Linked DNA regions of Homo sapiens: region 2 is linked to region 1. Evidence: read pairs that join two places in POLR2A ChIA-PET (ENCODE). Cell type or tissue: MCF 10A. All regions are shown on one strand. Each heading gives the region's core, and the rest is flanking DNA. Links, peaks and the distances in the headings are about the cores only. Region 1 overlaps CMSS1 (cms1 ribosomal small subunit homolog). Region 2 overlaps CMSS1 (cms1 ribosomal small subunit homolog).

The links. Peaks named below come from ENCODE experiments on the same cell type or tissue, not always from the same donor. Only the 100,000 strongest peaks of a DNase experiment are listed, where the experiment ranks them.
Region 2: POLR2A ChIA-PET joins it to region 1 with 21 read pairs; 4 of 35 experiments call an interaction of 5 or more read pairs at or near these places.

Annotation. Positions count from the first base shown.
Region 1 is chr3:99,997,218-100,010,102 of GRCh38, reverse strand. The region is part of intron 1 of CMSS1 (cms1 ribosomal small subunit homolog); the gene reads right to left. All of the region lies in intron 1 of FILIP1L (filamin A interacting protein 1 like), which reads left to right. The region is part of intron 1 of LOC105374010 (a long non-coding RNA gene); the gene reads right to left. Among named protein-coding and RNA genes, the nearest start is that of MIR3921, 39 kb to the right of the region's middle. In MCF 10A, for the core only: no CTCF peak of the experiment used is centred there; DNase peaks (open chromatin) are centred at 7,072 and 8,392.
Region 2 is chr3:99,894,532-99,907,416 of GRCh38, reverse strand. The region is part of intron 1 of CMSS1 (cms1 ribosomal small subunit homolog); the gene reads right to left. The region is part of intron 4 of FILIP1L (filamin A interacting protein 1 like); the gene reads left to right. The region is part of intron 1 of LOC105374010 (a long non-coding RNA gene); the gene reads right to left. Among named protein-coding and RNA genes, the nearest start is that of MIR3921, 63 kb to the left of the region's middle. In MCF 10A, for the core only: no CTCF peak of the experiment used is centred there; a DNase peak (open chromatin) is centred at 5,956.

The DNA.
Region 1 (12,885 bases), core at 3,219-11,218:
AGTGAGAACTTGGTATGGTACTCAACCCTCAATATACTAGTCTGTAAAACATATGGTAGATATCTTAACAACTGATGGACAATCCAAAACAAACAGAAACTATACCAGATCAGGAAACACCAATTCCTTTAGAAACAGTAACTAATGTTAGAAAGGAAATGGTAAACATGGAGCAAAAGCAATGGTGAAAGAAAGTGGTATTTACTTTCAAACCACTTGGCTCTCATACATATTTTAAGGGGTCAGTTTTGAAAACGTGGACACGTATACATATAAGGGCTACAGCTAAACCATACATTGCACTCTCTTTCTCAAGACCTCTGGTTACTAAGAGAGAGACAATCAAAGCTGCAGACTTTCAAATATCTTTGCCTCCTATGACTCAAGAAAAAGGTGCCAGTGTATCATGTGCTACTGTAATTTCCTCTGTTGACTTTCTTTCCCCTTAACACTTAGATGTTTTGGCTGTTTGCTTTTTTATTTTCCAAAGTGAATACTGATGTTCATGAAAGGTGCCAGATTAACAACCTGGGGAAATTAAGAGCTTGGTCTATCAAGTGAAAAGGCTCAGTGTAGTGGAGGTGACGAAAGTTTCCCCTATACCGTGCTTGCCTATGTGCATTAGCTCTGACCCACAGTCACCCCAGCCCTCTAGTCTTCATGGTCCATTAATGTCTTTGACTGCTCAGGTTGCTAACAGGAGCAGACAGTCTTGTTTCTGCTTTTAATGCTATCATTATTATTACCACTACTGCGAACTCTAACTCCCTCAGTGAAATTATGGGGAAATTTATATTGGCTGCCATTTTGTTTCAGGACAACAGGAAAATAAATTGAACTGAAGATAGATCTTATATTCTTGATAATACCGTAGGTTAAAATCCAAGAATTTCTTCAAACAGGAGGCAAAGCTTTGAGTGATCAAATTGAAACAGGCCTCAGTAAGTTCAGTCACTTGCACTCAATTTGAATTCTCATTCGGGAATATTCTAATATTTAAAGGCCAAAGAAGCTTTATTTTTCCTTTTAAGTCTACTGCAAACCAGTCATTTTTATTATTTCTTAGCAACTATGGTAAAGGTTTGGGTGGATGTTGAGGCTAAAACTATCGTTGCATATGAAATCTGAAAATCAATGTCAAACAGAAAAAAGTTTCTTTCCTATATTTATAGGTGTTCCAAGTTTCTGAACTATGTAGGCACTTTGTAATTATTAATTAATCCCACCCATGCCCAGGAATAAAATCACTTTGCTGCATCTAGTCAGATGACCAACAACTGTTTATTGATGACATTATGCTATTTCTGCACGCAAAATACAAGGGCCAGAGCAAGACAATACTCCTCCTAGTCTAGAGTTTATAACAGTAAGAGAAGCAAGGCTAGCAAACATATGCAAACATTAATGGTACAATGAAGTACAATGCTGAATGTTGCTGTGCAATAGACTTATAATTACTTAATAATTATTTGGAAAGATCATAGTATTAACCCCACCATTGTTCCCTGTCTTTGCTATTGTCCTTCTTTTTGTCAAAGACTATATTCTTTGCAGCTAGAGTAGATTTCCATCTTGACATCACCAGCACTTCCTCTAAATTCTAATCTCTAGAAGTCCTGGAGAATGAGAATTGCAGGATACCAATGACTACAGCAAACACATGGTAACACTTATATGAAGGGTACCCTGGCTGCAACTCATATGAAAATCTTGGAAAATTTTAGTTTGGGGAACTTTGGCTGCTTTTTTTCTTTGCCTTGCATAGCCTTTATCAAGCAAGTCCTTATGGTATTAAAACATTTGGCACTGGTTCAAGTCTATGCTATTGCTGGCAGGGAATCTAATTGGGAAGCAGGGGTGGAGTAGTTACCTTTATCAGGAATGACCTTAAAGTTATGGAAAGGCTCCTTCCTTCCCACTGCTTAGTAGCCTTACTGAAAGCTTTAAACCCAGATGTGAGAAAAGAGAATGTCTCCAACAGCAGCAGCAATTTATTGTAATTATGTTAGTAAAAACATTAGGAAGGTGGAAAATGTTATGTCAACTTGGAGGAGGGAAACACTTTGTGTACAGGTCCCAGGCAAGGTTGTGCTGGGGAAAACAACCATAACCTATAATTCCCAGGGAGCCCTCAGTTTCCAAATTTGCAAGAAAATTAGGAGTTAACTATTTTAAAAACTAGTAACTATATGCAATGCATTACCCAGTGGGTGAGAGACTATAAGAATCTGTTCACTAACAGACACCAATAGACACCTGTCTGTACTCCCTCAGTGGCTGGCAGTGGCCAATTCCCTGTTACCACTAGATAACTAATATATTTTTTCTATCAGTACTATATCACAATTGGTAACAGTGGCAGTCAAAGCAACAAGGCCCATTTTGCCTACACGATACTGTAGCTTCCATCAGTGACACACTTTTTTGGTTTAAGGCAATTTAAAGGTTGACCTTGAAATGCAATTAGAGCAAAATCTGTACACTTTCTGGGCCAATTCTGGGCCTCTCTGTGCCTCAGTCACATAACTGAGAGTTGGTTTTGTCCCTGACTCTCTTCTTCATTACATAACGGATCTCTTACTGTTTCTGCTGACTAGACTTTTGCATCTTTCATGATTTGATTTCTCTCATTTCATCTTCTCATTTTTTTCTGTGGTGGGAGATATACAAGCAAGGTTTCCAAAATTTGATATTTCACACAAAATGCATTAGCGAGCCATGGCAAAAATCTGTTTTGTGGGCAGACACATCATCAAAGCTCTCCTCTACATGGACTAGTTTTCTAGTCAAATAAAAATTTCAGGAAATAAGATATTTTCATCTCAAAAAATAAAAGCTAAAAAGAGTATGTCTGAGAGACTCAAACCATTTACTTTCATGGTCATGAAGAGAAAATAGAAAAAGCAATAAAAGCCTTAAGAGCAGAAAATGACAGGTGATTTCTCCTTTTCTTCCCATTTCAAACATTTACCAATAGGCTAATGAATGCCAAGGATGCAAGAAAAAGCGAGTCAGAAAACTGTAGGCCACAAGATGGTGTAAACCTCATGTGGAAAATACCAGCTAAGGCACTAAGAAAGCCAGTAAGTAATGAAAGATTTATAAAGATGAATATGCTCAAGTTTTGGACAAAGAATATACAGAACAAAACCAAACAAAAACACTTTTTAAAACAAGTTATTTTTTATCCTTCTCAATGCATATTAGAGATAGTTCAATTTTAAAAGCTTGCAGTGGTTTAGTAATCAAATAGCTTAAGACAATGCACAGTTCTACCCATCAAGAATGCTTGTTTACTTTGGCTGACATGCCGCAATTATTAATTTACTTATCTGATTCAAAACAGAGTAAGCTCTTACTTTTAATTTCCTAACTTAACTAGCAAACTCTGGGAGTCACTATGCTAAGGGCTGAGTGCAACCCAAGCTGGAATTTTTTTTTTTTTTTGGAAAGAAAAGATGTAAGATAAATGAGCTGAATTCTCATCATTCCAAAGCTGAGTTTTAACAGTACTAAACAAAAAGGGTAAAACTACAACTTCTGGGATTTGAATGATAGCCTTCATGACTATATAGAAAAAATACTTTTTTTAAAAGGAGACTTTGGGGCAGAAAATTATAGATGATAACCTCATGAAAAGCACTGAAAGATAGGAACCAAATTTATCCATTTGTGGGTAATAGTTATGATAATTATGGGGAAGGAGGAAAAAAGGCTGTTGGCAAAGGTATTCAAAGGAAGTACCTAACTATTCCACTCATGAAGAAATCTGGAGATTATTTAGGGAAATGACTTGTACAAAGGAAACAATTCAAAGACAACAAAAACAAAATTTAAATAAGAGCCAAAGATCAGTTGAGGGCTGGGGAAAACAGTTTGGGTTAGTTTCTGAGGTTATCTTAATGGGGTCAGCCTGTCTTACTGCCCCAGCCCCCAGAAACCACCAGTATACCTACCTGCATCCCACAGAGTTTTATAACTGCAACAAATTTTACCCAGAGGTCTACGGCTAAGGGCTTTCTGGTCTAATGCTTTAGGGCTTTCCAGAAACCTCTTTTCTATAAAACTTCTATCCCACTTCCTATCAAACTACCTTTCCCTTCTCTACCATTCTCCATTCTGGTTCTGGCATGTGTGGATTGAAAAAGCAATAGCGGAGGTGGGAATGAATGGGGACACAGCTGGTCTGTGGCAAAGAGATGGTGGGTAGCAAGCAGCTGCATTTTGGAGGATTAGGATCTTGGAAGCCAAAGAAAGCTTCTTCCAAGTTCTCTCCTTTCAGTTCTTTCCTCTCTTGGGCAATAATAGAAATTCCACAAAACACACAAACTTTCTGAATTCACAACACTCTTCCTCATAACCAAGTGTGTTTATTATGACTGCTAACATTTTCTGTGTGCCTTGTATTTAGATTTCTCTAAGAGTTTCAAAGAGGCTTATAAATTTCCATTAAAACAAATATTTCTGGCTATATTTTATAAATACAATTTAACTTTAGAATCATTGGAATTCAATTTGTTAAAAGGTTATTCTTGTAAAATTTGGTTTATTACACTACACTCACATTTCCTAAACCAGGGTTCTTAAAATCTAGACTTCATAAGAATTCTCAGGGATGCTATAAATATAGATTCATATTTAGTAGGTCTTGGGTGGAACCCTGGAATCTACATTTTTAATAAGCACCCAAGGAGATTCCTATACAGTGGGGGTAGAGGGACCCCACTCTGAGATCCCATCCTAATCTGAACCCCCTAACCTCCCAGCTTCACCTTTTTCAAGACAGCCTGTTTGAGTGACAGTAGTCAAGCAGTCACACTGAATATTGAGCCAAAAACACAAAGTGAGCAATCTGAGAAAAAGAAAATTATCACCAACAACCTTTCATTTTTAACAATACAAGGTGCTATACAAATACAGGAAAGAAAGGGAGGTTTCCTGGTTGTAACTCCACTTCCTTGAGTAAGATAAGGTTTGGTATTATGAATGAATTAGCTGGCTTTCCTATTCATAAGAGTTGAACCTTTACTGGCTTTCTGGTTACGTCCTGCTGCATTCTGGCACCCCTTTTCCCAGCATGATGACAGCCTTGTAGAGCCAGCCTTGATTTCTCAAATTGCAAGCAAATTAGAACCTAACTACTTAGAAAAGTAATGAAAGTGAAATCCAATATCTAATGGGTATGAGGCTATGAGAATCTGCTTGCCAACAGACACCAATAATTCTCCTGCCTCTAATCTCTCAGTGGCCAGATTTTCCCCACCTGCCCCATAGGGGGAAACTCAAACATTAAGAATCTCAGACTAGCTCAGAAGCCAGAATTCATTTTGATGACATTACGTGCTTCCACTTTTAAACCCACCAATCCTACCTTTTAGGTATTATCACTACCTAGTCCCAGTTCTCATTCCTCAACCCCCACCTATGGTGCTCTCTCTTCATGAAGCCGTCCTCTTTTGGTTTCATGACATCCTGTTGGCTACTCTGTCCTGATGATGATGATGTTTCTTAATTCCTTGTATCTTGGTTTTGACCTTATAATTGACTACAACTATTCTTTCAAACGTCACCTGCAACTAAATTTAATGGGATTTTCTTAATCCTTTTTCTCCACCACTCTGATGGGTGACCTCATTGGATTTTTCCTTCTGTTGGTTCTCCTCCCTTGGTTTCAGTGGTAACACAGTTCTCTTATGAACACAAAGAATATTTGATCTTCTCAGTATTAATCCTTCCAACCTGTCACAATACACAGAGAATAGAAGATATGTTCAGCTACCATTATACACAATGTTCTTGAGCCCAAGACAGTTTCAGTTCACTCTAAAGAAAAATCCCCTCCTTGATTATATGCAACCCACTATCATCCTACGGAAGCTGCATTTTACTTGGAGTTTAGGTTTCTTGGAGAATATGTAAGGGGGAAAAAACCCTCAATTTATGTCAAAATTACCTTGCAAATCCCCTAGGAAGGCATCATGCAGGAAGCCAATACTGTCTCTCAGTAGGCCGAATCAAGGTGGATTTTGCCTCCAGTTTTGGTAACCATCTGAGTAAGGCAAGATGCTTACCCTGAGAGAGGCAGGTGGGAACAGACATGTACAGAAAAATCAATATACACCGTCCATTTCAGGTTCATTCCCAGGCATAGACTCATTGAATACAACCTGAGAAGACTTGTTTGCACAATGTAAATTTTTATGCCTTCTCTCTTTATATTCATTTGCTGAGCAGGTGTAGTTGAACTCATGCAAAGTTAGTGTTTGTATGATACAACTTCAACATAGAACTTAATGGTTATTGCTCAATAAATATACATATGTCTATGCTCTTGACTTTTAGCATCTCAAGGGTAAACAAACAACAGAGGCAGACACTAGATCAAGTATGAAGATCATAGATCAAGTATGAAGATGACCTTAAGAAAACTGGAGAGTTTTCTTGCAAAAACTTCTCGAGTACACAAATCAAATATACTTGTGATGCACTGGAAAAAACACTGTACTTAGTGTCAAGGGACTGAGATTCTAATTCCAATTCTGACACACATTAGCTAAGTCACCTGGGCCATCTACAAAATGGATACTTCACAGGGTTGTTTTGAGATTCAAAAGAAAAAATGCATGTGAACGCATCTATCATAGTCACTTGCACATGGTAGGCACTTGCTACAGGTTTATTCTAGGTGCATTGGTTAAACTGAAGCTAAGAAGACAAAACAACCACGTAAGGGAAGAAAACCCTGACAGTGCTGGGCATATGGCAGGTGCTATGTAAGTATTTACTGCACTACACTGAGACAGAAATCAAGCTGGTTTGACTGAGTCAATGTGTAACTTGCCAGTTCTAACATTCTTTTATTTTCTCCACATGGTCATTGGTATGAAGTCCACTTATGGCTTCATAAACATGGGCTTACAACAAAAGTGCTTCTAATCAGATTTGGCAGGAAAAGGAGAGAAACACAGGGTGAGGTAAGTGTGAGGCTACAGTGCTGAATAATAGGGATGGCAGTACCTCAGTATGTGAGTCACACAGACATCAAGCAGTACACAGCTAGAGATAATTCGCAGGTAAATGCTGCACAATCCATTACGTCATCCCTCCTCTGCCCTTTCTTCATCAATCTTGTCGCCTGGACTCTGATGCAACCCAGCAAGAATGTCTGATTTGCAGACAGCAGAGAGAGCTTCAGAACATACACATACTCATCAGAGAAGGCAATATGAACCCAAACTGAAGTTTCTGGTACTTCCTTTTGTTTAAATCATGCTTTAGAGGGGAAGTCATAGGGGTGGGATGTATAACTAGAGATCAAGCCACCTGGTCTAAGGCCTAAGGGACTAGGCTTCATCATTTTGGACAAGTCACTCCAGGTCCACAGGCCCCGTTTCCACATGTACAATTAGATGAGCTTCAAGGTCTTTTTTAGCTATGTAATTTCATCATTAAAAATTGAGGTCAATCACACCCATATGATGGACAGATATGCATTTGGTTTTAAAAGCTAGGCATAAAATCAGCTTTACTTTTTATCAGCTATCTAGGTCACTCAAATTTTAGGCTACTTCCATCCTACTCGGAATTACTAGAAGAGTGTGTACCTGTGTGCAAATCTTGTAAAAGCAAGTAAGCAGTGGCAGGCAGAAACTGGTGGTTCTAGAAAATGTGAATATTCACTCCTGAGATTATAGAGATACTCCAGTCTAAGCCACAGAAGCTTGAAAGCAAATGTGTATCAGGGGATATAATGTATTAAGACCTATCTTCTGTATGGAGAATGTTTTGAACAACAAGAAGTTTTGAAGGTACAAAAAATTCATAATAATTCATAACTTAAAAGAGATGCTCTAACCTAACTCTAAACCAAAATCATGATCAGTCTGTGCGTGATTTACCCAGCAGCTTTTAAGTACAACACCATCAGCTCCAAATAAAGAAGAATTCATTAGAGACACAGGTCTGTACAGGAGGTGGTCAGTCCCAGTGAGCTTTGGGCATGTTTTCCACTTGCAGTGGCACCGCGCTTTTCCAGAGCTGCAAACAGTCACACACGCATCACCAGCAGATTTGTGATGGAATCTCCAGAGAGGGGCATTTCCAACAAAGCTTCAGAATTGGGGGGGATATGGACAAGCCCACTGGAGATGAAAACCAGATGTCTCATTGTGCTTCCCTCATAGGCGACACCGTGTTGGGTCCCCGACCTTCTATGCTGAGCAGCTTAGGGGAGGGTAAGTTGCCCCACCACACCTGGTGCAGCATTCAACAAGACACCCATCCCTTTAATTATTCAGCCAAATGATTTATGAGGCTTGGCAGCAAAGACTTGGCAGACTGGTTTAAATTCAAAGGATCCAACCTACAGGTATTTTGAAAACCTTGGCCACATCTGCAATGTGTACTGTTTCTTTTGGGAGAGGAAAGAAGAGAAAGGGAGAAGATGTGACCTGCCTGACAGGAAGACAAGACCCAACTAGATGGAACATGTCTCCCACTCCCTCCCCACCCTGTCATTTAACAATGTTCTGGCTGACTTTCTTCCTACGAAAAGCAATCAGATAGAGTTTTAAAGATGTAAAATCCCAGAACCACCAATACATTCTCATAAACTGGGCTCAGTTGGGTTGTTCTGATTGATTACTGATGGTATAATCTTTTTGATCAACTAGGGAAGTGGTCAGCCAACTTTTTCCCTAAAAAGCCAGATAGTAATATTTCAGATTTTGTGGGCTATGTGATCTCTGTCGCAGCTACTCACCTCTGACACTGCGTCACAGAAACAGCGATAGATAATATGTAAATGAAGGAGTATAGCCATGTTCCAATAAAACTTTATTTACAAAAACAGATTAAGGGTCTGATTTGATCTGCTGGTCATAGTATACTATTAAATAGGTGAACTGAGACAAAGTGAGAGGGTATGGCTACTACTACTAAATTTATCACCACTTAACCCTATTTAAATCTAAGCCAATTTTGGGAGGACAGCTAACCTCTAAAATAACTGCATTAATAAGTAGGCACAATAATATTTTTGGGAAGAGTGTGTGTGTGTGTGAAATATAGAACAATTCAAAGGGAATTGAACAGTTTTAAAAAATCTATCACCCAGTAACTAGGTTATCTTATAGAAAACATAGTTGGCATTAAATCAAGGAGCTACTCTTACAAGTGTCTTGCCGTAGGTCAACTACAGGCTTTGACTACACATTTATATACAACATAGTTACTGAGTAATATATTTGTTAAAGTGTTCCATTATTTGTAAACCAATCTGTATGTTATTTGTGTACACATTTCAATACACTTCAAACAATAAACACCAAACTGTAAACAGTGGCTACTCCTGGGGAATAGGGGTTAGAATTTTTATTAATTTTTTTAAGAGACAGAGTCTTGCGCTATCGCCCAGGTTGGAGTGCAATAGCACAATCATAGCTCACTCTGGCCTTGAACTCCTGGGCCCAAGCAATCCTCCTGCCTTGGCCTCCCAAAGTGCTGGAATTACAGCCATAAGCTACTGCGCCTGGTCAGAATTTTCACTTTTAGGAGTATTGTCTGAATTTTCACTTCCCATCAAATTTTCACCCGTTTTTACCCTTTCTTCCAGCTCCTTCTCCCCTTCCTTGATTTGGCCTAGCAGCAGTCACACATATTACTAGATCTACAGCTGACGACATTCACACAACAGCAGCTGCCAATAAATATATGATATTCCTCATTTAGTAGGAGGGATGGATAACAAACAAGAAAACAAATAAATACACAAGTTATTTTCAGGTTGTAGTAAATACTTTGAGGGACAAGGTGATAGAGGAGGCCCCTTTGGATGACTTTTTTCCTACAAAAAGCAAGGTCACCGGACAATATTACTGAGGAGGTGATAATTAGATAGAGACCTGAAGGATCAGAAGAAGGCAGGAAGAAATTTTTGTGGAACAAATTCCAGGCTAATTGTAAAGTGTTCTGGTCTTGACTCTAGGCCAGTGTTTCCAGTCCTGATTATATATTAGAATCAACTTGGGCGCTTTCAAAAAATAGAGATGCCTGGGCCCCATTACAGGCAAATAAGACTCTGGAGGTGGAGTCTGGTATTTCTTTTCTTTTTGTTTTTAAGCCAGGGCTGAGAATCACTGTTCTAGAGTCTAGAGATACCTTTATGTCAACACAAACAGAGGCCCATAGTCCAATATGGAGGGAATTGGACTATGTGTGAAACTGAACTATTAAATTTTAGCATGGCATGTTTTGTTTTGTTTTGTTTTTTTAAATCTAGCAGATTAACTGGATGCACTGTTTGGTGATGTGATGAAGCCTTGAGGAATCTCCCCTTGCCATTGAGCAAGAGACCATGAGAAACAACCCAGGGCTTTTAATTGGGACCTTTTGCCTGAACTTCTGGCAAATCATAAAGCAATGAACCATCAAGTGACAGACTTCTTTGATGTGTTTAGCAAAGCGCTGACTGAAAAGCCTATATCCCGAGATCCTCTCTAACAGATTCAAGACTCACTGAACCACAAGGAGAAGTTCCCAAGGCAAGGATTTAGCTTATACAGTGTAAGGATATATATGTTCCCATATTCATGCACCTCCCTTATCCAACTCTAAATAAAGTCTGTCGATAATCTACTAAACAATTTTAGGCAGTTGTTGCAATTTCCTCCCAACCACTCACCCACCCATCCATCCATCCAAAATACAACTACTATTGCACACCAACTCTATACTTATGACTCTGATGCAGGGAATATACACGCCTTCCATTCCAGTGGGAGAGAAACACAGTAATGATCACAAAAGAATGTGATATGTGCTATGAGACAGTGCCCCTCTTTTTCCTCCTTGCTACAGTGAGAGCTTATCACACTTTCTAAAATTTGCTTAAATATGCTTCCTCACCTAGAGATCATTAAAAAATAAAGGCTGCTTTACTCAGTATCTTCAACACTAAATACAATTCATGGCATAAAACTGGCATTCAACAACTGTAAATTGAATCAGTAACTGAGATATATATGACGGATATAGGTACATAGTACAAGTGCCTATGGGAGGCACGGAAGGCTTCACAGAGTAGCAACGTCAAAGCTAAGTATTAAAGAATAAACCAAAAATCTTGTGGTGGAGGTTTTCTCTGGGTGTGTGCTTGAATTTTATGCCAAAGATAGTGGAGAACTACTGAAAGTTTCTAGTTGGGGGAAAAGATTAGGTTAGAGTTTAAGAACCATGGCCGGGCGCGGTGGCTCACGCCTGTAATCCCATTACTTTGGGAGGCTAAGGCGGGCGGATCACGAGGTCAGGAGATCGAGACCATCCTGGCTAATACGGTGAAACCCGGTCTCTACTAAAAATACAAAAACAAAAAATTGGCTGGGGCATGGTGGCATGTGCTTGTAGTCCCAGCTACTGGGGAGGCTGAGGCGGGAGAATCGCGTGAACCCGGGAGGCGGAGCTTGCAGTGAGCCGAGATCGCACCACTGCACTCCAGCATGGGTGCTGGAAAGACTAAGTTTTGAGTTTTGTCTTTCTTTAATTAGCTCCAAAATACCTGCATTTTTCTCCTGCAAAAGTGGTACAACCCACAAGTCCTACTTCCCTACTTCCCTTTACCAAATTGTGCTTGGTAAAAATCTAATCTCAAAAATGTACATTCTTTGAGTACGTATATATAGTTTACCCCACTCAAAGAATGTGTTGGTATACAAACATTTAAACACATGCAAGATGGGTTGCTACACCAAACATTTAAACTCACTCTACTTAAAGATGTTTCTAACCCTGTAGTTAGAAAACATTCCAAGAAAGACATTTTCAGATCTAAATTAGGGATATCTAGGATAGATTTATCCTTTACAAATAGCTACTAATTTATAGAACTAAGTATTAGGTTGGTGCAAAAGTAATTGCAGTTTTTGCCATTAATAACTTTTCAGATGGTAACAGATCTTGCTGAGATTAGAAACTCTTTCAGTAGTACACTATGATTCTGAATTTCCGCACCAGTTAACTGGTTTTAACTCACAAGTTAAACTAAACACTAGTTAACTTGTGTTTCCACAAGTTTTCCACACCAGTTAACTGGTTTTAGCTCTATGCTCTAGCAGGAACCTGAAATGACTCTTCTGAATAATTTTATTCAACTTGATCTTGATTCTTGATGTAGAAATCCTAAGCCTACATTTGTAAAGCAGATTATCTTCAAAATGCATTATACTTTAGTTTACATTTTATTAAGGTTTGTGTAATAAGAGCATGACTTATGTGTTAAATTGCCAGATATTTGGTATTTGAGGGAAATCAAAACTCTATTACCTCATGCTATTCTTATTTTATCTTTTCATAAATATTCTTTATTTTCATAGCTCTGTGTACAAAGTTTTAAACTACTAATAAATCTGCTCTATTATTCACTTCAGAGGAAGTGACAGTAAGGATCACTGAAATATTCTTTTTACTTTTTCTGGAAGCACTTTTGTTGGTTTCTCTGCTATCCTTCCCACCCTGCCCCTACCATCTATTGTGAATATTACTGGTGAGTCAGGCTCTGGCAAAATTGAAAAAGCTTCCTACGTATTCTAATGCGTAGCCAAGATTGAGAACCACTGGGGTATCAGAAAGAACAATGGACTTGGAAGACTTAGCCTCAAAATCTGGATTTGTCACTTAATGGTGACATGTGACTCATTTTCCCAATAATACACTTGTGAGGATTAAAAAGATAGCATACAGCCATTTCCTCTAGGTTTTCTAGTTTGTGAGCACATAGTTGTTCCTAATAGTCTCTGGTGATCTTTTATATTTCTTGGTATCAGTTGTAAAAAATGCCTCCTTTTATCATTTCTGATTTTTATTTGGACCTTCTTCTTGGTTAGTCTAGCA
Region 2 (12,885 bases), core at 1,959-9,958, 100 kb after region 1:
AATTAGTTGGGCGTGGTGGTGGGCGCCTGTAGTCCCAGCTGTTGGGGAGGCTGAGGCAGGAGAATGGCATGAACCCGGGAGGTGGAGCTTGCAGTGAGCTGAGATTGCGCCACTGCACTCCAGCCTGGGCAACAGAGTGAGACTCTGTCTCAAAAAAAATAAAAAAGAAAATTAAAAGGGTAATAGGTAGTTAAGATAACTATTCCACACCATTCCATCAGCACTATGATAACGTGACAAAGTATTAAGAGTACAAGAAGCTGAAGATCTGAGTTGAAGGGCTGCTTCCAGTATATGCTAACCAACTCTGTGTATTTGTTGAAGTCTAAATAACAGTAAGAGTCCCAAAAATATGTTTATTTAGGTTTAAATATACTCTAATTATTCAAACAAGTTTTAAATTATCTAAACATTATTTAAATAAACTTAAATATTATTTAAATAAACTTAAAAGTCGTTCTGCTCCATGAAACCATTCAGAGTTGTCTTCATCCACATGATCAATACTGAAACTCTACCATATCTCTGTTATAGGGCATGGTAGGGAGTTAGGGCATGGGTGGGGAAAATGGCAAAATACATGAAAAGTGTCTTGCTTTCAAGTTAGGGATGACCATCTCTTCTACTTATAGTTCAATGATCCAATCCAAACTCACATAGCCACTTCTCAGTACTGGAAAAGCTAGAAATGTCTGGTTGGGCAGCCATATACCCAGGAAGAGGGGGACAATTAAAGTTTTGAGGAAAACTCAGTCTGCCACAATCTTAGTGCAAACCACTTAACCTTTCTGTGTTTCAGTTTTATCTTCATGACCTTGAAGAAGTTAAAAATTTCTTGAAAAGAACATAAAGTCACCAATCATAAAAGGTTAAAAAAGTAAGACTTTATTGAAATAAATAAGTTATGTTAATCAAAATACAACAACAGGATGAAAAGGCAAGTTACAGATTGGGAGAAGATATTTGCTTATGTATAACCAACAAAAGACTCACATACAGAATATATGAACAACTCCTATAAACCAATAATTTAATAAAAAATAAGACTGACAACCCAATATAAAAGAAACAGACTTGAAGGGGCCTTAAAGAGAATATGCAAATAAGCATGTGAAAGGGAGTTTCAACATTATAAATCATCAGGGAAATACAAATTAAATTTACAACGAGGGAGTACTACAGCCCTACCAGAAAGGCTAATATTTATTTACTTATTTAGAGACAAGGTCTTGGCCCTGTCACCCAGGGTGGATGGAGTACAGTGGTGCGATCTCCGCTCACTGCAACCTCTGCCTCCTGGGCTCAAGCGATCCTCCCACCTCAGCCCCCGCAGGTAGCTGGGACCACAGGCATGCACCACCATGCCCAGCTAATGTTTGTATTTTTTGTAGAGACAGGGTTTCTCCATGTTTTCTAGGCTGGCCTTGAACTTCTAAGTTCAAGTGATCTGCCTGCCTCAGCCTCCCAAACTGCTGGGACTACAAGCATGAGCCACTGCGCCTGGCCAGAAAGGCTAAATAAAAAGATATTACCAAATGTTAAAGAAGTGAAGCAACTAGAGTTTGCATACATTTCTGATGGCAATGTAAATTCCATTTATATGAAGTTGCATTTCCATTAATATGAGAGTCCACATGCATGCAGTCCAAAACAGACAGAATTAATCTACAGTAATAGACATCAAATGGTGGCAACCTCTCAGTAAGAAAGTGGATATCAACTGGAATGTGCCACAAAGGAGGCTAGTGGCAGAGTTGGAAATATTCTATAACTTAATCTGGATAGAGACTATATAGTACACACATATGTAAAAGTGTATCAATCTGTATGCTTAATATTTGTGCACATTTAGTAAAAATAAATTATACCTCAATAAACGAGAAAAATGGAGAAATAATGATTATGCTATAAGATGTAAAATGGAGTATGTTACATGTTCTAAAGATGCAAGACATACAAAGACTAGACCAGCAATTGCTGTGGGCCCTGATGACAAGAAGATTAGTCCTAGTAAGAGCAATTAGAAGACTGGTAGAGGACAAGAGAGTTTGGCTTTGGAATCCTGTGGTTGAGGAACTGGTGAGATATCTAGGAGTAAGTGCACACATGGGACTAGATGGAACTCAGGCCAGCAGTGGTGAAGGTAAAAATTTGGGAGTTTCAGCACAGAAGGGAAGTTGAAACAGTAGTAGATGATAGTCCCAGGGGAGAAATACTGTGGAAAGCAAAGAGTTGGCCTGTCCTGGCAAATGCCTACATTCAAAGGGGGATAAGCTATCTAGGAAGGTAGACAAGAAGCAGTCTATGAAACAGAAAGAGAACTTGGAAAGACCAGTGGGAGTCACCAGGCAGTCAACTATGTTAACTGGCATGGAGCAGTGGCAGAGGATGAAGTCAGAGTGAAGGCTTTTGGATCTGAGGATGCCACCAATGACCTCTGAGAGAACAATTTCTTCAGAATGGTAGACACTGAAACCTGACTTCAAGGACCCAAAGAAGGTGGTGAGGATGTAGACGTAAAGAGTGTAATAATACTCCTTCAAGAGGTTTGCCAAGGACTGGTAGGAAAGAGAGAGGCTGGTCACTTGTAGAAACAGTGAAATTAGGGGGAAAAGCCAACTGAGATTGAAGATTCTAGAGCAAAAGAGGATGGATAGAACGAAGTCTCGCAGAAGAGAAGTGGGTGTGGGAGGCAAGAAGGAGGTAGTTGCTACAGTGATAATGGGGTAAAATTAGCATGAATCTAAAATTGACTGGAAGGCAATAAGCAGCCATAAAGAAAAGTAAAAACAAACAAACAAAAAAACAAAAAAAAGAGAAAAGTAAGGAAACCTCAAGGCTTACTATGTTTGAAATAAAAAGATGTCAAAATAACAAGAATTAATGTTTGGAAGGCTCTTTGACCTCATTTTAATGGAATATCCTATTCTAAAGAAGCATAGTAAATATATTTTTAAAAAGCTCTATTTTAATTTGATAATTCAAAAATGCTAGGGCTGAAAACACTGCCTTCATAGAAACCAAATAAATTTTTGCCAGGCAGATTCTACTACTGAAAATGGTTACAAATACTTGATTGGATAGCAATGTTTTCTCTCCCTACTGAAAGATCTCTTCCAAGATTAGGAACAAAAATACTAGCAAATGATGAAAATAAAATAAGCACATTCTAATGGTGAAACAATCTGGCCTATGGCCCTTATAGACCTTTGTTTATTGTAATGAAAGCCATACACTTATCATTAAGAGCAATAATAACAAAAACATTCATCACACTCACTATTGCCAGAAATGTAAAGTGCTTGTCTGAAAATTGGGCAGCTTAAACCAGGTAAGCAGATTTTAAGGTCCAATCAGATTCTGAAATAGGAGTGTTTGCTTAGAAAAACAAGATGCATATCTCAACAGTTACTCTTCCTGGCCAGAGATCTTGCTTAACTCAATTAGCTTGGGCTTGTTTCTATTACTTGAAGCCATATTTTTCTATTACCAAATGAAGAGTTTTTTATTTAGGACAAATGAGTACCATTAAATGAAGCAGCAGGGGACGACAGCTCTATTATTTCTTATTTCTGCCTCAGAAATAAGAAAAGAGCATTGTGTAGTTTTCTATATGAAGCATCTTAGTAAAAAAAGACACACTTTTTTGGGGGCCACGTCACTGATCCAACCAGCCCAGGGTCCCAGTTTCTCATGGTAGCTACAAGGATGTTGTGTAGGGTCCTGTTAAGATGCAAGCTTAAAAAATGAATTACTCCTAACAGCCAATTTTTGGAATCATCCATAAATCTATCAAAATTCTTCTAAACCTACTTTTTTTTTGGTCCACCTAACCCATATGGAAAATTCTTTAAAACATGCATACATGGCCGGGCGCGGTGGCTCACGCCTGTAATCCCAGCACTTTGGGAGGCCGAGGCAGGTGGATCACGAGGTCAGGGGTTCGAGACCAGCCTGACCAACATGGTGAAACCCCGTCTCTACTAAAAATACAAAAATTAGCTGGGTGTGGTGGCAGGCGCCTGTAATCCCAGCTACTCAGGAGGCTGAGGCAGGAGAATTGCTTGAACCCGGGAGGCGGAGGTTGCAGTGAGCTGAGATCACGCCACTGCACTCCAGCCTGGGTGACAGAGCGAGATTCCGTCTCAAAAAAAAAAACATGCATATGTGTATACATATACACACATGTATGAATACACACAGATTTATGACGTGCCAGCTACTGTTTTAAGTGCTTCTCTCTTAAACTTTAATCCTCATAACAACCCTATGAGAGAGTTACTATTATAAGCAGCATTTTGCAGATGAAGAAACTGAGGCCTGAGATGATAAATAAGGTACCTAGGGACACAAAAGTATAAATGGGCAGGAAAGGAATTAAACCCAGAAGTTTGACCATTTGTTTATATCCTTAATCATGAAACCTCAGATTCTAACAGTTCTAGGTTTAGGTGAACAGGAGTATTTGTCCTGCCACACTGCTTATGATTTTATAGATTTTAGTTGCTTTAAATAAATCACTTTCATAGATTTTTTTCCTCTTTAATCTATCAATTTATCATCTAAATTTCAGACTATCTTCACATGGAAGTTACCCCATTACCATTCTGTCTGTGTAACCTCCAAATTCTGTTAAACCTTTTCCATGACAGGCAACTAGAATAGTAGAAAGCATAACATGGATATGCCTGATTTTTAATAAAAAATAAGATCACACTATTGATTTAGTGTGAATCTCTTCCTGACAAGCATTTTGTTGACTTGTTAATCTTTTTGGTTGTCCAGTGTCTACTGGTAACAATGGACTATAATCCAAGGTTTCTTCCCTGGATCAAAACTATAGTTTTCAGATATAGTTTGAATTACTACCCTTCACACCATTTCCTCAGAATGAGCTGACAGCTAGATACCCTTATATATCAAGATAACTTCCTATTACCATGCCATAGAATCAGAAGGTATTTCATTTTCACTACCTTTTTTCATGTCCTCCCATGGAAATGCATCTGAGAAACTGCTTCTTGTAAAACATGAGCAAATGAGAATGAGTTGAATATCTGTTCAATTCAGTTCAATTCAACAGATATCTATTCAGCACTGACTCTTTCCCAGGTGCTGGGTGTAATAGAAACTGTTATGAGTAACCTCATACTTTTGGTTGTCAAGAGACCATGCCCCCAAATTCCTACTCAAAAAAATGTCACATGGTACTAAGAATGTCTCGAATACTAAGAGTCAGTTACACTAATTTTATTGTCCTCCACAAATGTCTAATATAACATCATGAATATTTCTATTACTTAGGAGGTCAGTGAAAGCAAGCCAATCATTTAAATATTTTGTCTCTAAAAAATAAAACATAGTTGGCTTAACACTGATTCTTGTAAGACCTCATATATTACTGGCAGATTATAGGAAATTAATGAAAAAAACACTCTGTGTTTTGTTTTGTTTATTGGCATCATTATCAGCAACACATATTTTGTGTACCTACTACACAAAAAACATTATGCTGAGCTCTACTAGGGACAAGGCAGGTGGTACCACTCACAAAAAAATCAAATGTATAAATCTTAAAAATGTGTGTGTATGTGTGTGTGTTGAGACTCTTCCTAACCTAGCTGGAATCTGTGCTATTTATCAACAAGATAATGCAGAGAAAAATACCTTACCCATTACTTACATCCCGTCCAGAGTTAATAAAGGAAAAATCACTTGGCTGAGAGTAGAGTTACACAACTTGATTATGCAAAGAGACTGAACTTTGACTATTTAGCTTTAGAATACACATCGCTGATATTTAAGCAGTGTAAACTATGTAATATTATTGTCAGCACAAATCATAGGCCTTGATGTACAGTGAGCTTTCCCGACGAACATCTGGCTAATAGCCAAGCAAAAGTACATAATTTGAAACACTCAATCAGTTTCATTCTGAGGCATTTTGTTCAGTGTTTAATAGCTTCTCCAGGGACAGGAAAATTACAAAAGTGCATTGTTTTGACATGAGCTAAAATGAGTCATCGCTTGTCACTACATTTTTGAGGATTTGGCATTAATCTTCTGAGACAACAAACCATAAACATTAGAAATAAATATCAATTTTCCTAAACAGTTTAGTAAAGGGAGACTACTCTTCTCATTGGAGCAATTAAGTTGGCATCTCTAAAGGAAGGTACTATCCTATTTCAACGTGTAGCCATTTTGTTTTTCTAAACAACACTTTCCTGAAGATTTGTAATGACCATCTAAGACCCAATCCTTAAAGCAATACTAAAGCTTACTTGATTTGTATTAAATAACAAGTTAAAAGAATGTTGTATACAGTTTAATCCTTTGGTAAATTCCACACCAAATGTTATCCAGTATTTCCACCCAGTATTCCCTGCCTGCCTTCATAATTATCAATAAGAAGCAAAGCAAACTGGCTTGAGTTTCAACTCCTGGATTCTCCAGGGTCCAGATCCTACTACCATCATGCCCCTTCCCCTCAGGCATACTCTAGGGCCTAGGCCAATTTCATTTTCCTTTAGATCAGTGCTTCTAACACTTTGCTACATGTAAGAATCACCAGAGAAGCTTTTAAAAAACCTGATAACCGGGGCACATCAATTAGGTCAGAATCTCTGAGGCTGAAACAGCAACTGTGCTAAAAGCTCACACCAGGTAGTTCCAACGTGCAGCTCAGTTTGAGTATCAGCACTTAAGACTTGCGTGGAAAAGAAGAAAGAGGGAAGATTACACAATGATCAGCCCATTTGGTACTTTATGGAAGTTCTGATGAATATTAAGTGTGTGAAGAAATGGTTGGAACAAATAACTTTTATGAAATTACACCTTAGTTATAACATAGGGCTAAAGGTATGGCATTTGGGGCCAAACTTCCTTGGTTTGAAATCTTGTCTATGGCCATACCACCCTGAACGCACTCTATCTCATCTGAAATCTGGTTATTTATGACCTCTTAGAGACTCAGTTTCTTCATCTATTCAATGGGGATAACCCTTATAGGGCTGCTGTAAAGATTAAATGAATTAATTTATATCAATATAAAGGGTTAAAAATAGTGTTTAACATACAAGAAGCACCAGGTATGTGTTAGTTGTTATTAATATCCTCATCATCACCATCTTTGTTTTTTGCACCTCATCAATGTAGATGAGTTGAATATTCTGTCTCAAACTCAAGGAGGTTGAGTGGTTTTGACTTCCATCCTGTAGTCATAAATTTTACTAATGATATCACCATTATATATAATATTTTTAATTTTTAAATTAATTCATCCAATACATATTTACTGAATACCTGCTATGTGTGAAACACTGTTCTAGATATGTATTACATACTAACTTTTCAAATCGCTTTCACATACATTTATATTTATTTCATCCTAAAGTCCTGACAAGTTGGTTCTGACCTCAGAATTATACGATTTCAAAGATCCAGTAGAACCAGAACACCGTATTTAGCACCTTAGGAATGTACTAGTAACAGCTAACTAGTTAAGCCCTACTCTAAGCACTTAAAGTTTGTAACTCATTTAAATATAACAACCCTATGAGGAAGGTACTCTCACCATTCCCATTTTACAGATGAGAAAACGGTGGCACAGAGAAGTTATGCAATTCAACATGCAAACCCAGGGAGTCTGGTTCATCACCCTGGGAGTTAATGTGCATTAAGAAAAGATGCCCTGAAGGTGGACCATAATGGAATCACAATCAAGGAGGTGGGAGTCCAAAGCATCTATCATAACAATTTCAGGAACAGTGTACTTTATGTCAGATTCCTAGTACTTTGTCCTAGAAATAGTTTGCTGAAGAATGCAATAGGGGTTAGGAAACTGCTAGAAAAAAGCAACAACAGCAATCACAACAGCTACCATTTAGATCTCACAAAAAAACTAAATCCTTTATATACAATAACTTGTTTAGTTGTGTCATTAATATAATTCATGGAAAACTTTGTAAAAAGATTTAGGTAGAATAATTTCCAATATGATCTTAAAATATGAGATTTCCATTTTTAACTCTAGTGCATTAGTTATGCTCATTAAGGCTAAAGGAATGCATCATAATAAGAAATGACCAAAACACCCATAAAGTGTAATAACTTGGTATTGGAAACCAAAAATCTGCTTTTGAAAATTATAACCAAGTGTCCTGTTCAAAATAAAACTGAGCAGACTCTTTATATGATGCAAAATAAAGATCAACGAACATCAGAAACTACATTCTTTTAAAAGATATTTTTAGATAAAAAGAAATGAGTTCCCAGTTTAAGTCTCTAAATAAATGCACACATAAAATCTCCATCTAATATAATCAAAGCACATTCACTGTAGCTGTCTTTGAGGTCCTAATAAGGAGGAATAACCACATTTTTTTTTCAGTATGTGTGTTCCAGCCTTCTCAGGTGATGAAACTAGCAACAGAAATTTGATTGGTATTAATAAGTATCTAATAAGAGAGTAGTTTGAAATAAAGCTAAACTTCGATTAGAGCTTCAGAGTCAGTGTTCATGCAATATACCTCATTCAATTGTACCTTCTTCTGGTATTCATATGTAATAGTTCAAGCCTTATTAAAACAAAGCAAAAACAAAACTGCTAGGATGATGTGAAAAATGCACTTTTTTTTTTTTTTTTTTTTTAGATGGAGTCTAGCTCTGCTGCCGAGGCTGGAGTGCAATGGCATGATCTTGGCTCACTGCAATCTCTGCCTCCTGGGTTCAAGTGATTCTCCTGCCTCAGCATTCCAAGTAGCTGGGATTACAGGCACCCGCCATCATGCCCAGCTAGTTTTTGTATTTTTGTAGAGACAGAGTTTCACCATGTTGGCCAGGCTAGTCTTGAACCCCTGACCTCAGGTGATCCACCCACCTCGGCCTCCCAAAGTGCTGGGATAACAGGCATGAGCCAACGCGCTTGACTTGCACATATATTTTTAATGTGTGAGTGGGTGCATGTCATAATTCCAGATGGAAATTTGTCACCACAAAACATAATTTTTATTTAGCTGATCTTTCCAGGTTTCTATTTATAATGGAATGAAAAGATGAAGTTGGGCTTATGAATCAAGACAAACACAGGCCCTGGTCATTGTGTAATTCCATATAGTATAATTTGTTTGCAATCTTTCATTCCATACACCTACAATACAGCTCTAAAAATAATGCTACCTACAATATAAAGATATACTTTTTTTCCAAATAACCTTCAAAAATGTCAAAATATGCAACAAAAATATTGTATCATATCTAAACCCTCAAATAAGCTACATTTAAACCAAGCCTGCCTGCTTTTGAAAGTTTCCTTGAGAGTCTAATAACTTAGATAAGCCTATTTAAAAATAAATACATTCTGACGACTAACTGGAGAAAAAAAAACCAATGTGAGAAAATTAAATGTAACATTGGTATGAGGAATCAGAATTGGAGGTAGGATATCTTTTCTTAATAGAGTTGGTTCTCAATTATTCATGGTGACGAGAAACATGGAAAACTTCATTTAACTATGAACACTGGACATATTCGTGGTCATTTGTTTTACCACATATATTTCAGCAGAAAGCTTTGACACACTATAGGAGATTCTCTGTAGTGGAGTTCTCTTACAGAATCCCTCTATGATCACCATCATCCATCCTGGACATCCCCATCTGGTCAAGGTAAAATATGAGATAGTGGTATGACAAAAAATATAATAAACTAACCAGCTCAGAACCTCATTGCTTCCCAAATCTCAAAAACACAATTTTGGTTTTCTACTTTCAGTATTCTGGATTTCTCCTCAAATACACGATACCCCAGCACTCCATCATAAGGCATCCCATTGTCTTGGCAATAATATTAAGCCTTAGAGAATATAGACTACTCAAGATCTAAAAAAATAACTAGTAAAGAAAATTCAAAATTTGGTGTCAGGCAAATGAACACAAATTAGTTGAGGTATATAATGGCAAACTTTCACTTGTTTTTCTTAGCTTTGTTTTGAGCTGTATTTACTGTCAAAGGTATAGAACAAGTAAGCCAACTTTTTTTTTTTTTGAGACAAAGTCTAGCTCTTGTCCCCCAGGCTGGAGTGCAATGGTGCAATCTCGGCTCCCTGCAACCTCCTCCCGCGGAGGCCTCCTGGGTTCGAGCGATTCTCCTGCCCCAGTCTCCCAAGTAGCTGGGATTACAGGTGTGCACCACAACACCCGGTTAATTTTTGTATTTTTAGTAGAGATTGGGTTTCACTATGTTGGCTAGGCTGGTCTCGAACTTCTGGCCTCAAGTGATCTGCCCACCTCTGCCTCCCAAAATGCTGGGATTACAGGCGTGAGCCACCATGCTTGGCCAAAAGTTGACAATATTCTTAATCACAATCATTTCTATGCAAAGAAAGAAAAAAAAATTTGTTCTGAGAAACAAATCATTCTCTCTAGCACTTTTCTCCAATTGGCCATAATTAAATTTTGCGACTGAAAATACATTTTCTATTTATTAGCCATGTATGACAGGTGAGTGGAAATGGACTTCAGCACCCGTTGTATACACTGATTTGTTATGAAAATTATTTTTTCAAAGAAAATCACTGTGCTTTCAATTTATTAGTAGGCAACATTGCTTATGAATATATTGTGGAACAAAAACCGTTAAACCCTAGTCCTCTGGAACCTTATAGAATCTCAAAACTCTACTGAACAAAGGTTCGGTTGCTATGGCAACAAATGAATCAACACTATCATTGTAGAATTATAATTTAAATGAAGAGCACTCCAGAAGATAGTAATTTGGTGCCTGTTCCTTTGTTCTTAGCCCATCAAAATAGTTGTTGTTAACTACTTCCTCTCTTTTTGTTCTTACTACTTTAATAAAGGGTCCTATTTCCTGACTACGTTCTCTTTTGGGAACCTTTCTCTCAAAGGACTCTGTATGAAGCCTCAGTAGCTTAAGGTGACTACCATTCATGAAAAAAACCAAAATCCCCAAAGCCTAGAAAATATATACACTTCACACACAGAAATGCTGTACTAATGGGGCATGCAGACTGTTTAAAATGAAACAGCCTCTCTCTAGAAAAGCATACCAATTATGTGGCTAACATTAGGGCAACAAATTTTCCCTTGCCTTCCTTTTGCATATGCCTGTCATTTTCCTCCTATAGTTTCCATTCACTGTTTCAAACATATGTTGCCACTTATTTGCCAGGAAAGGAATCTCTGACCTACTCCCTTTATGTATCATGAAATAGCAGACGGAATGGAGCCAGTGAGAGCACCATTAGCAGTTATTCACACTTCTGTTTTCCCTTAACTTCCTTTTTTTTTTCTAAAAGTTTATTCCACATATGTGAAGAAGGATGTGTAATCACAAAGACATCCATGACTCATGCTTTATAATATGGAACCGTGGCAGTTCCCTGCAGAAGCAAATGGTTCCCTCCTCCAGTGAGCCACATGTCTCCTCTACAAAAAGACTATCTTTACAGCTTAGAGCTTGACCAAACATAGATGATGGGTTCCTTTGTCCAGCCCTGACCAAACATCAACATTGTTTTCTTTTCTAGCAATCACTGCTAGAGTTTAGCCAACATTTAACCAGTCTTTTAAGGAGGCACCTATTCTATGGGTGAAGGCTGCTAGGGTATTGTCCTGAGTCAACAGAAAACTTGATGGAGAGTAGTTAAAAGGAAGAGGTTTTCCATCAAAGATGAAGGAGATTAAGGAAGACAACATGTGGAAGTGTGGTATTACATGTACAGTGATAAGAAATGAATGTTTATTTCGATCTGCACTGATTATCCCCTTTTGGTATACGAAAACCAATCTATAGGTTAAAAAAAATTACCATGGGTTCATAGTTATGCTATTGTGAACTAAGTTCCCTAAACTATATCTAGCAAACACCACCAGGAACTTGGCCTCTTCTGCAAAAGGAGATCAGCCAAAAAATAAGCTCTTGCCCATGAGCGGAAGGAAATACAGTACCTTGAATAAGCCACAAATATTACCATTCATATGTTATGGGATACATAGTAAAAAAAAAAAAAAAAAAGTCCTGCTGACTGAAAGCTCACTAAATATATGAGACCAACTGCAAAGCTAGTTGGATTATGATTCATTCTTTAAAGAGGGATGTTTTCAGCTTTTCCAGCAGTGAACATGGGTGACTGCAAGTTGCCTAAAAGAACATGCTATCATGCTTGAACCTGAGACAGCTAAGAATAAAATATAGTTAAGTTTAACCATCCTGGCCACTATATATATATAAGCATTCTCTGGGTTATGAACACCTGAGTTGTGAACATTCTCTCTATATAAAAAGCCAGCCTACACCCTGTTCGAAGGATGGCACCTGGAGGGCAAGAGTATTTCCAGAGCTACTTTTCTTCAGGTTAGTTGGCCTGAGGCTGCCATGGATGTGACAGGGAGGTATTCACCTGGAATCCAAAGTGGGAACCTGGAACACATTTGTTAATTAAATATCATGTTTCGTGTAACACATAGGGTCCCAGCTAGTCCACAAAAAGCTAGCTGACCTAAATATAGCTTGAACTCTATACGTTTGCAAGAATATTGTTCTCTACTCCGTACTGTAATAATAGGAGTACATATAAACCTTGTGAATTATGCTATTATTGTGCTACAAAATCACCATACTATCACAGTTACCTAAATGGAGTTTTCAGCTTTATTATGGGTTGAGTAAGCTTCCTTGTGCTAGTCTGGGAATCAACTCCATAATTAATAATATCGTTTTTATGAGGAAATATCTTGAAACAGTCTTTCTGCAAGATAGTAAACTTCCTACATTTAAAAAATTAAAGTATTCACTTTCCTCCTTGCTGTAAGAAAGCAAATTGCCCTAAGATCTAAATTCAGAGTAAATTCAGCATTATCC